2 separate regions of the Homo sapiens genome follow, and region 2 is linked to region 1. A link is an interaction called in ENCODE POLR2A ChIA-PET data of the cell type or tissue named here. Cell type or tissue: B cell. All regions are shown on one strand. Each heading gives the region's core, and the rest is flanking DNA. Links, peaks and the distances in the headings are about the cores only.

Region 1 (8,329 bases), core at 33-8,032:
CTAGGTGTGTTGACAGACAGCAGTCTTTCTTCCTGCAATATGAGTTGGTAATGAAAACTCAGGGAAGTGGCTGGGTGTGGTGGCTCACCCCTATAATCCCAGCACTTTGGGAGGCCAAGGCGGGCAGATCATTTGAGGTCAGGTGTTTGAGACCAGCCTGACCAACATGGTGAAACCCTGTCTCTACTAAAAATACAAAAATAAGCCAGGCGTGGTGGCGTGTGCCTGTAGTCCCAGCTACTTGGGAGGCTGAGGCAGGAGAATTGCTTGGACCTGGGGGGCGGAGGTTGCAGTGAGCTGAGATCACGTCACTGCACTCCAGTCTGGGCAACCGAGTGAGACTCTGTCTCAAAAAAAACAAAAAGACAAAAACTCAAAAGAAAAGAAAAGAAAAGCCTCAGGGAAGGCAATTGCATCCTTCTTTGGCAGGTCTGGTTTCCGGGTAGATAAGGAAACTTCAGAGATCGGCTTCATCCTGTGCTCTGAGAGAGACAGAGGACTGCGGGGGAGGTCAGAGAGACCTTGAGGCCACCTCATGTCAAAGCGCCATGTTTTGGGGTATCAGTTGCTGGGTCCTGGAAAGGTCTTTGTTTCCACCCACCCATGTATCCATCCATCCATCCATTAAAAAGTAATTATTGCGTGCCTATCCTGAGCCAAATACTGTGTTTAAGCCCCCAGGACATGGCTCTTTGTCCCCTCTGCCCCTGGAGAGGGATGGCTCACTTGAACATTTAATGCTACAGTGGAATTATAATTATGAAAAACCACACACTGCAATTCAGGTTTAGGATGAAAGTATTAATTTCCTGGTTTTAATTATTCAATAGAAATTAATGAAAATTCAAGAGGAATCTCCAAGGAGCTTCGCTAACTAGCAGAGGTGGGGTGGATCGAGGAGATGAGAGTGGAGTGGAGTAAAGTGGAAGAGAGTGGGGTAAGCCAGAGGCTGAGGGCCCTGCACCTCTGCCCAGCCCAACTCATCTGGGAGCTTTCCCAGGGCCAAGGCACGAGCCTGCTGCATGAACCAAGCCTCAACCAAGACTCAGGGTTTGCTCATTCATCTGGGGGACTTCGGCTGGGCTATGTGTTGAGCTCCATCCCTGCTAGGATGATGCCAGACAGTGGGGAGATGAAGACCCAGCCCTGCCCTCAGGGAGCTCCTGGGTCATTGCAGGCAGACAGACCACACCTGTAGGGCCTGAGCTAAGCCCTGGAGTTCTGGCAACGCAGAGCCGGGCTGCTGGGACGAGGTGGGAGGTGAGGACAGGAAAGGCTTCCCTGAGAAGATGACTGGCAGAGTTCTGAGGGTCTCTCCCTCCTGGGTGAACTGAGAAGCCCCCTCTGAACAGACGCAAGGTAACATTTTAAAGTAGTGACCATTTGGGGCAGGATGATTTCCCAGCGTGGTAATGTGTCATTTGTCCTCACTTTAAAAGAATCCGAATTCAGATCTCTCTCTCCTCTCTCCCCTCTCTCCCCTCTCTCCCCTCTCTCTCCTCTCTCTCCTCTCTCTCCTCTCTCTCCTCTCTCCCCTCTCTCCCCTCTCTCCCCTCTCTCTCCTCTCTCATCCACCCCTAAGGGCTAGGAGGGTGGAAGATAAACTTCTGAGGGTGGGACGGCTCTGAGGCTTGGAGAATGGGAGACAGTTTCACAAAATGTCACTAAATGTTCCCCAGAAAGGAAGAGGATTGGAGCTTTGAGGGCAGATGATTCGGAGGGTGGGGGAACCTGTGTCCCAGTCCTAGGAGGCTCCCTACAAGGTGACAGGTCCTGAAAAGGGATGGCTGGACAGGCCATGATGACCCCAGGAGCTCTGGCCTCAGAAGCCCTGGCAAGGGGTCCCCACACCCAAGCTCAGTGCCAAGAAGGAAGCTTTGGATGGAATGCAATTGATTCCTGCCTTGTGGCCAGTTTTGCATCTATTTGTAAATTCATTTCCATGTTCCTGACTGCCTACTTAGGAGTGCCCTTTGAATTCTCCTTTGAACTTGGTTGTAGCACCTTGCAGGATCCCTCGTGAATTAATGAGTTAAATAAAACCATGGACACGTGTTTGTTCTATTTGATGAAGCCATGATACTCCTTTATAAAAAGTATTCTCTAGCAATGCCTTATAATCCTAGTAGTGAGAACTACTACATGCCCTCATGCTACGAGGAGGAACAGAGGCATAGCGACTTTAAGTAGTTTGCCCAAGGTCACACAGCTAGGTGGGGTGGGGCCAGGATTTGGATGCAGCAATCTGGTTCAAAGTCCTTAAAGAGCACTTGAGCTCTGTTATCTGTCAGTCCCCCAAGTAACCCCACAAAATAGGTACTTTATTTTTAGAGACAGGATCTCACTCTGTTGCCCTGGCTAGAGTACAGTGGCCCAATCACAGCTCACTGCAGCTTCAACCAGGAGGCTGAGGAGCTCAAGTGGCCCTCCCACTTCAGCCTCCTCAGTAACTGGGACTACAGGTGCACACTACTAGGCCCAACTAATTTTTTTACTTTTTGTAGAGTCGGGATCTTGCTATGGTGCCCAGGCTGGCCTCGAACTCCTGACCTCAAGCGATCCTCCTGCCTTGGCCTCCCAAAGTGCTGGGACTACAGGCATGAGCCACCCCGCCAGGCAAAATAGGTACATTATTTATGCTCAAGAACAGCAGCACAGAGGTTAAGTAATTCATCCTCCCTCCCACGGTAAGTGGCTATTTCTGTAGTAGGATCACTGTACACTCTGTGGTGGGTTTGATATCTGCACTCAGGGAAGCGCTGATAGAATATTAACAAAAATTGTGGCTAGCATCTATTGAGCACTTTCTCTTTTTTTTTGAGACGGAGTTTCGCTCGTCGCCCAGGCCAGAGTGCAATGGCGCCATCTCGGCTCACTGCCATCTCCCTCTCCCAGGTTCAAGCGATTCTCCTGCCTCAGCCTCCTGAGTAGCTGGGATTACAGGCGTGCGCCACCACGCCCGGCTAATTTTTTGTATTTTTAGTAGAGACAAGAGTTCACCATTGCTGGCCAGGCTGGTCTCGAACTCCTGACCTCAGGTGATCTGCCCGCCTTGGCCTCCCAAAGTGTTGGGATTACAGGCGTGAGCCACCGCGCCTGGCCCCTATTGAGCAATTCCTAAGTTCCAGATACTGTTGCAAAGGCTATACCCAGATCATCTCATTTACTCCTAAGTCCCTACAAGGAAGGTAATTTCATTAGCCTATGTTACAGATAGAAAGACTTTGAGGCACCCAGAGGGTGAGCGGCTTGAGTTTTTCTTCATCCCTGGGTTTATCTGAAGCTGAGCTCTGCCAGCGGACGTGGCCCGTAGCCGTCTGCCTTAAGAACTGGCCTGGACTCCCCAAACACCACCCTTCCTCTCCCGAGGCTCCCCAGCCCCACTTACACCCTGAAGGCGGATCCCTTGACTCCCGAGAGGCTGGCGGTGGAGTGCGCGGCAGGACCGCAGGGCTGATCTCTCCAGCTGGGCTGGGCTTTGGGGACATAGGCCTTGAAAATCTCCTAATTACCGGTGGGGGCGGAGCCGCGTCTCCAGGGTCTCGGGGAGGGCGTCGGGGGTCGGGGATTGCAGGTGCCCGCAGCCGGCCTCGGCTGTTTACCAGGCACCCGTTACGCTAATTGAAATGTGCCAAATAGCTGCCCGGGGCGGGGCCGAGCGGAGCAGCGGGCTCCGGGTCACCTGCGGTGTTGATGAGGTATTCAAGAGGAAAAAGCGCCGGAGCGGCAGCTTCATTTGCAAGGGAAATGACTTGACGAGGCCCTTCATTTGCATCTTTCGGCCCAGAGGTTCTGATTAGCTGCGGAGGAAAAGCCCGCCTGTTTTATGCATGAGGAGCTCTGCCTGGAGACCCTCGGCTGCTCACCCGCCCCAGCCCTGCCTTCTCCTCCTAAGTCGGGGAGGAGGAGAGGGGTCCCCAGAGGGCAGGATCCAAGGCTGAAGCCTAAGACCAACCCTTGGTGGTGAAAATAGAAATTTCTTGAGGCAAGGCTGCCATAAAGTGCAGTGAGACTCATCGGTGAGGGGGGCACTGTGCGATCTCCATCCGGGGTCTTCAGGGCAATTGCATGAGCTCAGCCTGCTAAGAGCCTGGCAGGCAGCGCGAGCTCCCCTGGAGTTCCGGCCGCTCCGCCCAGTGGCTCTGTGCAGCGCTTCCCGCCCGGAGAACCTAGTGCCCCGTTCCAGCCCTTCCTGGTGCCCCCTCTGCACCAAGACCCCCTCCCTACCTCTTTGCTATCTGGCACTGACTTCCTCTGGGAGAGGGGAGGCAGTGGGCTAGATGCTTTTGCAAATGTTTTCTCTACAATCTCCAGTCTTTGTGACAATTACCCTTAAAAGTTAGACCTCACATCCTGTTCCTTTCCTGTCATTCCCACCCACACCCCCTCCCCCTTCCCTGGACTCCGCGAGTTTTTTTTTTTTTTTTTTTACCACCACCCCTCAACCCACATTCTCCGCAGCTGCATCTACCAGGCTGGCAGCTCTGTGAGCCAGCTGTAAACGTGATTAATGCTGAAGGAAGGGCTGCTGGCTGCAAGGACACATCCCTGGCTGGGGCACAGCACTGGGTCAAGTGGCCAGCTGGGGCCAGGCAGGTGAAGGATTAATCCGGAATCTTGGCCAACAATCAGGTGGCTGTTTTTCCCAGACAATGGGTCTGAAGGGGGCAGTGCCCAAGGTTCACCTTTGAAAACTCCCAAGGGTCGCAACCCAGTGGCGTTGGGAACGCCTTGGCTAGGGGCCTCTTGAGCCTTAGCCCAGGCTTTGGGGCCTGGCTGCACCTTAGGGCTATTAGATATGAGTTCTAAACTTATTTTCAAAGAATTAATATGTCACTATGTTCAATTCTTTGCCTTCTACTTTTAAACTTAACTTTCTCGTAAAGCAACCTTTTTTGATTATGTCCTCCACCCTGATTCATTCTGATCACCTGCTCCACCCTGACTCATTCTGATCACCTGCTCCACCCTGACTCATTCAGATTACCTGCTACCTGCTCTGCCCTGACTCCAGCCAAAGCACTCACCCCATCATTCTCTTTAAATTAGCCAGTCGGAATTAGTTTAGCCTGTGCGGTCTAACCCTAGCCAATAGGGGAACGACACAGCAGCAGGGGCCACGTGCCTCAGGGATAAGAGCCCCCTTCCTCTCCTTTGTCCAAGTGTGCGCTCACCATTGCTCCATCTGTAAGGGCGCACCCTTCTATAGAAGTAACTTGCCTTGCTAAGAATTAAAAAAGAAAATTTTATATTCGAGTGCTATTCCTTCTGCAGCACCGAAATTTAAACAGGGCCATGCCAGGCTGTGGAGGAGGTAGAAGTCCTGTCGCTGTCTATAGGGCACGCTGGCATGAGCACATTTCAGACCCAGTTCAAGTCCGGCTCTGCCGCTGACCAGCTGGGTGGTTTGGGCAAGTTCCTTCACCGCTGAGCCTCAGTTTTCTTATCAGGAGAATGGGGATGCTAGTCCCTATCTTTAAGGGTTATGGAGAATTGGAGCTGATGTATTTGACCATGGTAGTCCTTCAGTACGCAGTGGCTGTCACTTTACTCTTCATGATACCGATGGGCCTGGGGAGGTCCCCGAATGCCGTTGGGACCTCAACCCCAGCTCTTGACACCATTTCGAGAAGGAATTCAAGGATGAGTCAGAAAACAGTGAAAGTATGGAGATTTATTGCAAAGCGAAAAGTACACACTCAAGAAAGGGGAGTGTGGCGTTCTCAAGACAGGATCGCACAGTGGGGTTTGGGGTTTCATCCTTATGGGTTTCTTTAGCCAAGGGATGGGATATTCATGAAAATTCCTGGAAAAAAGGTGGACGTTTCTCAGAATTGTGGTGCCACTCATTTTTACACCAAATACGGGTGGTCTTGGAACTGTCCTGGCGCTGGCAGGTGTGTGATTTAGGATGTTAATGAGCATATAACGAGGTCCTAGGAGGAACCCGGCTCACATCCAGCACCTTGGTGGGTCCTGTTGGTCTCAGCCAGCTTGGTCCACACACCCTGGTTTTCAGGGTTTTACCGGCCCATAACCTCTAGTCGTGTGAAATTGTTATAGGAAAGGGGTCCCAATCCAGACCCCAAGAAAGGGTTCTTGGATCTTGTGCAAGAAAGAATTCAGGGTAAGTCTGTAGAATAAAGTGAAAGCAAGTTTATTACGAAAGTAAAGGAATAATAGAATGGCTACTGTACAGACGAGGCTGCTGGTTGCCCATTTTTATGGTTATTTCTTGATTATATGTTAAACAAGGGGTGGATTATTCATGCCTCCCCTTTTTAGACCATACAGGGTAACTTCCTGATGTTGCTATGGCGTTTGTAAACTGTCATGGTGCTGGTGGGAGTGTAGCAGTGAGGACGACCAGAGGTCACTCTCGTTGCCATCTTGGTTTGGTTTCGGCTTTGGTGGGCTTCTTTACTGCAAACTGTTTTATCAGCAAGGTCTTTATGACCTGTATCTTGTGCTGACCTCTTATCTCACAGCAGGCCTCAGCCTGTTTTTACCCAGCCCCTATTCAAGATGGAGTTGCTCTGGTTCCAACATTTCTGACAAAACTGCTGCCTGGAATTTTGTAATTATCCTGTAACCCACCCTGTGTTTATTCCCGTCTCATTCGGGTGGTGTTACCTGCAGCCCAGGGGAGGGAATGCCGTGGAACAGCTCTGCCTTAGGCTCAGCTTGAAGGAAGTCTCAGCTCCCTCCTCTTCCCTACAGCTGTCAGAGCAGGAGGTGGCCCCAGGGGAGGCTCTAGCTGAGGCCCATTAATGGCATGGAAGAGAGGAAGGGGCAGGATGCAGCCCCATACCTGCCCCAGGCTGGGTCAGATGGCTCCCAAGGCTGCCTCTCTTGGGGGAAGCTTCTGGAGGAAGCCTGGTGTGTGCAGTTTTCCTGTAACACAAATGTGGGTGGGGGTTTTGGAAGCAGCCCCACAGGAACATCTCCCCAGCTGCTTGGCAGGTACTTGGCTGATTTCACTTTGAGTGGGCGGGGGTTAGAATTCTGCCTCCACTTTCTACCTGCCATGTGATTTGGAGCAAATTCCTTAATTTTTATACATCTCAGTTTTAAATTGTAAAATGGGGATAAAAACAATGAGAACTAAAAAAGACAAAGCATGTAAAATACAGAGGCTCGCGTGTTACAAGCGTCCATAAATGTCCAATTTTATTTGTGTCATGGGAGCCTCTATTTCATGGCAAGCCCCAATTCAATCTTGAGGCAAAGCTTCTGTTTTGAAGGCTGTGCATATGAGAATCTTCCAAGCTCCCCTCCGCCCCCTGGCCCTGAAATGCAAATGTAATAGACTAAAAGGAATAAACCCACAACACAAGGACAGGGGTGGGGGGTCACCAATCCCTGGGAGACAGTGGATGGCAGGCGTTGCTTGCTACACAGGTAGAGAGTGCTGCAGCTCAGGATAGAATTGCAGAGAGAGGGGCAGTGACCAGACAGAGCCTCCGAGACTCGGGGCTCAGGGGCAAGAGATTCTGTAGAGCAACATTTGGTTGCTGAGCATAGGGGAGTCACTGACGGTCGTTTATGAAATAACTGCATAAGTAGCGGTTCACCCTCTCCCGCCCTCTGTGCATTTCACTCAGCGACACCCTGGAAGGCTCTTCGCTAAAGAAGAAAACTGCTGGGGAAAGCTAAGGCCTCTGAACCGCAAGGCCGCCAACTATGAGTGTGCACCTGTGAAGATGTTGATGCTCCAGAGAAAATCCCTGCCCATCCCACATACAGGCCCCCACCCCAGCCTACACAGGAGGGGATGGAGAGGCCAATTGACTCCATAGCAGAGGAAATGCCAACCTGCCACCCTCTTACACGTGTCCTTCCCTCTTACATGTGAATGAGCCATGAAGGATCCCCAGGCATTTGAAGACCATCCATGCGAAGGAGAAAAAGCAGGAAAGCAATAAAAACACTGGCCCAGAGGAAGCAGAAATAATTCACGGAACAGAAGATAGCATTTAAGCCCTCTAATGAATATACTCAGGCAGACTGCAGAATATATTCCATCTATAAGAGAGCTCAGTTTTCTTGGAATAAGAAAACCCCAGAGAACCATCAAAGAGCTCCGGAGATGAACAAATATGCTTGCTAAAATGAAAAGTTCAATAGAAGGACTGGAACATACACAATCTCAAAATGCAAAAGCTAAAGGAAACAGAGCTGGGGAACCCAGAAAGAAGAGGAGCAGGCTCTGTACAGAAAGAAAGGAGGGCAGACTAGGACCCCATTGCCTACCAGTAACACTGGGTGCTAGAAGGGAATGGGTGCAGGATGGCTGCATGTTAGAAGGGAAAATTATTTTCAACCTGGA
Region 2 (8,329 bases), core at 317-8,316, 54 kb after region 1:
TCCGCCTCCAGGGTTCAAGCGATTCTCCTGCCTTAGCCTCCCAGGTAGCTGGGATTACAGGTGCCTACCACCACGTCTGGCTAATTTTTTTTTTATATTTTTAGTAGAGATGGGGTTTCACCATGTTGGCCAGGCTGGTCTCAAACTCCTGACCTCAGGCGATCCGCCCACCTTGGCCTCCCAAAGTGCTGGGATTATAGGCGTGAGCCACCATGCCCAGCCATGGACAAGAATTTTTGAGGGTACTTTTCAACTTAGTACAGGGAGAAAGGTGGCCTTCCTGGTTCATAGATGTCCTCACTTTGTCCTCACACAGTAGAAGGAAAGAGGGAGCTCTCTGGGCCATTTTTTTTTTTTTTTTGAGACAGGGTCTTGCTTGATTGCAGAGGCTGGAGTGCAGTAGTGCGAACACAGCTCACTGCAGCCTCAACCTCCCAAGCTCAAGGAATCCTCCTGCCTCAGCCTCCTGAGTAACCTGGACTACAGGTGTGCACCACCATGCCTGGCTAATTTTTTTTTTGTAGAGATGGGTTTTCACCATGTTGCCCAGGATGGTCTTGAACTCACGGGCTGAAGTGATCTTCCCACCTTGGCCTCCCAAAGTTGTGGGTTTACAAGCATGAATCACCATGCCCAGCCTCTGGGGCCTCTTTGTAAGGGCACTAATCCCATTCATGACGGCTGTGCCGAATGACCTAATCACCTCCTAAAGGCCCCACCTCCGAATAACATCACGTTGGGGATTAGGTTTCAGCATAGGAGTTTGGGGGGTATGAAAACATTCAGTCCCTGACGTTAACCTGACGGCTGCTGGCTCCCGCAATGCAGTGGGGGTGCTGAATACCAAAGGGCAGCGGATCTCGCACTGCCGGGTGTTTCCATCATCAATGCCCAACAGGCTGCTCCAGAAGCATGTTCTGCGGTTGACTTTCCTAGCTGCCTTGTGAAATCAGCAGCCTCAGCACAGCTCCATGGGTCACTCCAGGCCCCCTGCAGCCACTGTTCCTTCCTGTTGCTCCCATCTGCCCCAGGCAGCCCAGAGCAGACACTGGAAATCTTGGGGCCTGCAGGTGGGCTGAGCACCTGGCCCCCTCAGGCTGCCCCTTGAGGGGAACATGTCAGTTGAACCCAGGAGGCCTAGGCGTCTAACAAAGTGGGATGCCTCAAGGCTCAGACCCTGGCTCTGCCACCTTTTGCTATGAGGCCCGGGCCAGTTACTCAACCTCCACAAAGCCCCAGCTCCTCAAATGTAAAAAGGTGGGAGTGATGCTTTTTGCAGGGTGGTGCAAATTGCATGTGTGTGAATGTCCCTTGCTGAAGCTCCCGGGCAGGAGCCTGGCCTCCTTGTTCGTGGCTGTATTATTGAAGACAGGGCCTGGATTTCAGCAAGCACTCAATGCCAAGGGAATAAATGAACAATAATAATTGCATGAAGAATAACTGAAAAAGTAATGAGTGAAAGAGTGGGGTACTATTAATAAATAATGAATGAATGAATGAATGAATAATAAATGAATATAATCTAATAAACGTTTAGGTGGTGCTCCCCTGGCTCAGGCTCTACTCTAAGAAATTTATAATTGTTAGTTCAACAAATGCTCATAGTCATCTTGTGAAGCTGGTGCCATTATTATATCCATTTTACAGGTGGGGAAACTGAGGTGTGGGGGCTAAATATAGTTTGGATATTTGTCCCCACCCAAATCTTATGTTGAAATGTAATCCTCAGTGTTAGAGGTGGGGCCTAGGGGGAAGTGATTGGATCATGGGGGAAGATTTCTCATAAATGGTTTAGCACCATCCTATTGGACAGCACCATTGGTGCTGTCCTTGTGTTGGTGAGTGAGCTCTTATAAGATCTGGTCTTTAAAAGAATGTGGCACTTCCCCCACCACTCTCTGTCTTGTTCCTCCTCTACCATGGGAGATGCCTGCTCCCCCTTTGCCTTCTGCTATAAGTAAAAGCTCCCTGAAGCCTCCCCAGAAGCTGAGCAGATCCCATTACCGTTTCCTATACAGCCTGCAGAACCATGAGCCAATTAAACCTCTTTCTTTATAAATTACCCAGTCTCAGCTATTTCTTTAGAGCAATGCAAAAATGGCCTAATACAAAAAAAAATTGCTATGAGAAGTGTGGTATTGCTATAAAAATACCTGAAACTGTGGAAGCAACTTTGAAACTGGGAAATGGGCAGAGGTTAGAAGAGTCTGGAGGGCTCAAAAGAAGACAGGAAGATGAGAGAAAGTTTGAAATTTTTTAGAGACTGGTTAAATGGTTGTGAACAAAATGCTGATAGTGATATGGACAGTGAAGTCCAGGCTACTAAGGTCTCAAATGAAAATGAGGAAATTATTGGGAACTGGAGCAAAGATCATCCATGTTATGCCTTAGCAAAAGCTTGGCTGCACTGTGTCCATGCCTAGGGATCTGTGGAAATTTAAACTTCAGAGTGATGATCTAGGGTATCTAGCAGAAGAAATTTCTAAGCAAAAAAAGCATTTAATATGTGGCCTGGCTGCTTCTAACAGCCTAGTCTTAGATGCAGGAGCAAAGAAATGACTTAGAGTTGGAATTTATATTTAAACAGAAAGTATAGCCTAAAAGTTTAGAAAATTTGTAGCCTGGCCATGCGGCAGAGAAAAAAAAGACAAAAAGCTTTTTCAGAAGAGAAATTAAAGCAGACTATGTAGCAACTGCTTGCTAGAGAGATTTGCATAACTGAAAAGGAGACTGGCTGGGTGCGGTGGCTCACGCCTGTAATCCCAGCACTTTAGGAGGCCAAGGCAGGCAAATCACAAGGTGAGAAGTTCAAGACCAGCCTGGCCAACATGATGAAATCCCGTCTCTACTAAAAATACAAAAAATTAGCTGGGCGTCGTGGTGGGCAACTGTAATCCCAGCTACTCAGGAGGCTGAGGCAGGAGAATCACTTGAACCTGGGCGGTGGAGGTTGCAGTGAGCCAAGATCGCGCCACTGCACTCCGGCCCAGGACACAGAGTGAGATTCCATCTCAAGAAAAAAAAAAAAAAAGGAGCCAAGTATTGATAGCCAAGACAATGTGCAAAAGGCCTTAAAGGCATTTCAGAGACCTTCACAGCAGCCCCCACATCATAGGCCTGGGAGGCCTAGGAAGAAACAATGGTCTCATGGGCCAGGTCCTACGTAGCCTCACGACACTGCTCCCCATATCTTGGCTGTCTCACCTCCGGCCATGGCTCAAAGGGGCCCAGGTACAGCTGGGGCTGCTGCTCTGGAGGGCACGAGCTGTAAACCTTGATGGCTACAACATGGTGTTAAGCCTGCAGGTGCATAGAGTGCAAGAGTGAAGGAGGCTTGGCAGCCTCTGCCTAATTCTCAGAGGCTATATGAGAAACCTTGGGTGCCCAGGCAAAATCCTGCTGCAGGGGCAGAGCCTTCACAGAGAACCTCTACTAGGGCAGTGCCAAAGGGAAATATGGAGTAGGAGGTCCCACACAGAGTCCCCATCAGGGTATTGCTTAGTGGATACTGTGGAAAGGTGGCCACCATCCTCCAGACCACAGAATGGTAAATCCACTGGCAGCTTGTACCCTGTGCCTGAAAAAGCCACAGGGTACAACCTGTGAGAGCAGCCATGGGGACTATACTCTGCAAAGCCACAAGGGCAGAGCTGCCTAAGGCCTTAAGAGCTTGTCTCCTGCACCCGTGTGCCCTGGACGTGTGACATGGAATCAAAAGAGATTATTTTGGAGCTTTAAAATTTAATGACTGCCTGCTGGGTTTCAAACTTGCATGGGGTTTGAAAGCTTTTGTTTTGCTGATTTCTCCCTTTCAAAATGTTGATCTAATGCCTATATCCCCACTGGATCTTAAAAGTAACTAACTTGTGGTCGGGCATGGGTAGCTCACGCCTGTAATCCCAGCACTTTGGGAGGCTGAGGCGGGTGGATCACCTGAGGTCAGGAGTTCGAGACCAGCCTGACCAACATGGTGAAACCCTGTTTCTACTAAAAATACAAAAAATTAGCCAGATGTGGTGGCACATGCCTGTAGTCCCAGCTACTCAGGAAGCTGAGGCATGAGAATCACTTGAATCCAGGAGGGGAGGTGGAAGATACAGTGAGCCGAGATGCTGCCACTGCACTCCAGCCTGGGTGACAGAGTGAGACTCTGTCTCAAAAAAAAAAAAAAAAAAAAAGAAGTAACTAACTTGGTTTTGATTTTGCAGCCTCAGCCTCATAGGTGGAAGGGACTTGCCTTGTCTCAGATGAGACCTTAGTCTTCGGACTTTTGAGTTAATGCTAAAACGAGCTAAGACTTTAGGAGACCATTGGGAGGGCATGATTGTATTTAGAAAGGTGAGAAGGACATGAGATTGGGGTGGGGGATGGGGTGGAATAATATAATTTGAATATTTCTCCTCTCCAAATCTCATTTCAAAATGTAATCCCCAATGTTGGGGGTGGGACCTGGTGGGAGGTATTTAAATCATAGGGGTGGAGCTCTCATAAATGGCTTGGGCCACCCCCTTGGTGAAAAGTGAGCTCTCATTCTAAGTTCACATCAGATCTGGTTGTGTGAAAGTATGTGGCACCTGCCTCCCTTGCTCCTGCTCTGGCCATGTGAAGTATCCGCTCCCACTTCACCTTCTGCCATGATTAAAAGCTCCTTGAGGCCTCCCCAGAAGTAAAGCAGGTGCCATGCTTCTATGGCCTGCAGAACCATGAGCCAATTAAACCTCTTTTCTCTGATGAATTATCCAGTCTCAGGTATTTCTTTATAGCAATGCAAGCATGGCCTAATACAAGGGCTAAGAGACTTGTTCAAGGTCCCACAGCTAAAATGGGGGGAGAAGCCAGGACTACAGCCGACTACTGACTCCATGCTCTTAACCACCACATTCCGTGGTCTAATGAGCACTAAAATTGCCTATGCTTCCTACAGGGATAGGAAATGTGGATGGTGGCAGTGGGCAAGGAGGAAGGGAAGAAGGGGACCTTTGCCCCAAGGAGTGGAGCCAGTTTCAGGCCATCAGCACCAGAGGCAAGGTTCAAACTGTGAACACTTTTGTATCCCTGGTACCTGGAGCCATCGGTGGCTCATAGAAGTCTGTGAAAGGATGAAGACAAATATTGGAGCCTACTAGCAATTTGCCTGGAGAGACTAGCGCTTTCCACAAAGTCCTACACCTGGAGAGAGGTTGGTGTCATCTGTGTGCTTCCCAGGTAATCTCTGAAGAGGGAACAGGAAGAGTAGGTGGTCCCCGTAAGTGGTTGGCAGCTTTCATCTTCCAAAAGCCACCCCAATTTAGACTAACTGGGTAGAGCTCTATCTGACAAAGGCAAGAGGCTGAATTATAGACTGTTGGATGATTTTTAAGAGAACTTTAAAAATACCCACAGCAACATAGCTAACAAAATAGAATTTGCCTAGTCAAATTTCTTGCTGCCTTCTGGAATGCATGCAAAGAGAAAATTTGCAATCAGCATTTTCATCATGTATGAATGAAATGCTTGAGGGTGATGGAAAAGTTGGTGCTTATTCCCCCAGAACCCGACACACCAGACCAAACCCGACCACATGCCTGTCTCTCCCTGGAAATGGCCTTCCTGTTTCCACCAGGCAGCTCCTAGCTATGCTCCTTGACCCATTGCTGCTTTCACATCTTCCCCAGCCCTCCATCAGATGTGCTTCCCCTCTCCTCTGAACTCCCACAGAACACAATTTATAGCCCCTTCTGCCAGAGATTTCATGTTGCCTTGTAAAAGTAAGAATAAGAACTCCCCTTTACTGAGCACTTACTATGCACCAAGCACTTTGCCCACATTGTCTCTTTCAATCCTCACATCAACTTAGTGTGGATCGTTATTACCCTGATCTAACAGAGGCAGACGCTAAGAATTAGAGAGATTAGTCACTTATTATGGATGGTGTATTAGTCCATTCTCACGCTGCTATGAAGAACTACCTGACACTGGGTAATTTATGAAGGAAAGAGGTTTAATTGACTCACAGTTCTGCACTGCTGGGGAGGCCTCAGGAAATTTACAATCATGGCGGAAGGCAAAGGAGAAGCAGGCACCTTCTTCACAGGGCGGCGGGACAGAGTGAGCACAAGCAGGGGGAATGCCAGACACTTACAAAACCATTAGATCTCGTGAGATTCACTCACTCTCAGGAGCATAGCATGGGGGAACCACCCCCATGATCCAATGACCTCCACCTGGCCCTGCCCTTCACACGTGGGGATAATGGGGATTACAATTCGAGGTGAGATTTGGGTGGGGACACAGAGCCAAACTATATCAGATGGTTTCAAAGAAACTACCCAACTAGGCTTCTCTGATTTTTCTCAACTTCTACATGCGTAATATATGAATTAAAGAGGGTACATTGATTTGGGGAAAGGGAAGAGCAAGCTGCCTTTTATAGGCTGTTTCGACATAGACAGGTATTGTGTTATTTACTGCTCCAACAACTCCATATTTTTATAACATTTGCTCTGTAACTGTCAGACGATGTGCCAGGAGTTGGAATTTCAAAAAATGAGTAAACTGGGGCACAGAAGGAGCTCTCAGCCTCCTGAGGGAAATGGTGTGGTTGTGAAATAACCATGACAATGTGCCCATGGAGAAGGCAGTCATGGGAGCGGTGAGTGAGCACAGGGTCATCATCAGCCCTATGAGAGTGATGTTTTAAAGGATGAGTACAAGTCTCCTGGTAGGCAAGGGGAAAAGGTCATTGCTGGGAAAGAAAATGGTGGGCAAATGGGTGTAACAAGTTTGGAGAATGGAGTGAGGAAATCAAGCAGTGGGGGGTGGAAGGTGAGAGGGAGAGGGGGTGGTGGTGGGTGGGTGGACTCCTGGACCCACAATGAGGGATAGCAGGAATGAACCATTTACAACCAGTGACCATGAAGCAGGAAACCTTCCGTGAGTGTGAAGCCTCACCTTCCTTTACTGGGCAGTGGTTTCCTAAATCCATCACTTCATTTCCTCTGTCACCTTTGCCTTGTCAAAGGTCACCAGCAGCTCTTAATGGTCAAATCTCCTGATTTTCATTGGTTTCAGTATCTCCCCAAACTCTTCCTCCACCCAGGAAGTTTTCAATCTTTTCTTACCCCAGACCTCTTTGCAGCCTAGTGACGTCTTTGGTCCCTTCTTAGTTTTTAAATGCATAGAACAAATTCATACAATCACAAGAAAGCCAACCATATGGAAATACAGTTATTAAAATATTTAAAAGCCCAGTTTGTGATGTAGAAAGATGTACTTGTTTACTAAAGCATAAATCGTACAACCCAGTGGATGGCCTTATAACCACAGTCATTTTGTAATAGTGATCAGCGTAAATGATATTGCAAGATTTCTGCAACAGCTGTGATGGAATGAAAAAATCTGTAATTGTTTTTTGGTGAGAAAGTCAAGAGTGTGTCTAATACTATTGTGTTTTGTCAACTGCATTTATAATTAGAGGAAATGGTAAATATGAGACAGAGGTTTGTGAAAACAGAGAATTATTTTTTTCTTCTATCCAAATGCATGCCCTCCCTAAATTCTATCCAAAAATCCCTTGGGGATCTTGCATGCCAGGTTCAAAACCCCAGGTTTACACTATTAATTCTCCCCCACCCTTTCCTGTGACTCTGTCCCAGCCATCTTCAGAGGAGGGGGTTGGGAGAGGGAGTGGCCTCCATCTGTCTGTCAAGGACTTCTGCTTCCTTTAATAGAAAACAAAATAAGAGGATGTGTTGAGATGAACAAAGATGTGCCAACCACTCCCAATTCCAGATAAGTGAGGCAATGCTCACCTGTCTTACCCCATCACAGGGCCTGATACCCCAACCCACCGCCCCCAAGCCATGGTCATCACCTCTGCACATAACCAAACCCCAGACACTTGGCCAAAGAGATCCAGGACCCAGAACAAGAAAAAGGAGCAAATGTATGTCCACAAATGCTTCTACACTCCTCACTTCAAGGAAGTTTAATTCCCTCCTTTTGAGAATGGGCTGAACTTAGGAACTTCTAACAAATAGAATATGGCAGAAATTATCATCTGTCACTCCTGAGACTAGGTCATAAAAGGCACTGCAACTTCCTCTTAGATCACTCCCTTTGGGGAAGTCAGCCACCATGTTCTGAGGACACTCAATTAGCCTTTGAGAGAGATCCACATGGCAAGGAACTAAGACCTTCTGCCAGCAGCCAGAGAGGAAATGAGGCCTCCAGTCCACAGCTATGTGAGGGAGCCATCTTGGAAATGGTTTCTCCAGTCCCAGTCAAACCTTCAGATGACTGTAGCCTTGGCTGACAATTTGACTACAGCCTGACAATTTGACTACAGAGA

What was found. ChIA-PET counts read pairs that join two places held together with the same protein. Peaks named below come from ENCODE experiments on the same cell type or tissue, not always from the same donor. Only the 100,000 strongest peaks of a DNase experiment are listed, where the experiment ranks them.
Region 2: POLR2A ChIA-PET joins it to region 1 with 11 read pairs; 5 of 35 experiments call an interaction of 5 or more read pairs at or near these places.

What each region holds. Positions count from the first base shown.
Region 1 is chr17:76,965,496-76,973,824 of GRCh38, forward strand. It overlaps LOC105371899 (a long non-coding RNA gene), which reads right to left and starts at 3,704. Exons shown (of 3, transcript NR_136417.1): 1 at 3,389-3,704. RefSeq lists a silencer at 3,555-3,634 and an enhancer at 3,883-4,507. In B cell, for the core only: no CTCF peak of the experiment used is centred there; a DNase peak (open chromatin) is centred at 3,706; H3K4me3 peaks cover 1,505 bases; H3K27ac peaks cover 362 bases; H3K27me3 peaks cover 2,419 bases.
Region 2 is chr17:77,019,359-77,027,687 of GRCh38, forward strand. No RefSeq gene overlaps it. Among named protein-coding and RNA genes, the nearest start is that of SNHG20, 65 kb to the right of the region's middle. In B cell, for the core only: no CTCF peak of the experiment used is centred there; no DNase peak of the experiment used is centred there; H3K27me3 peaks cover 498 bases.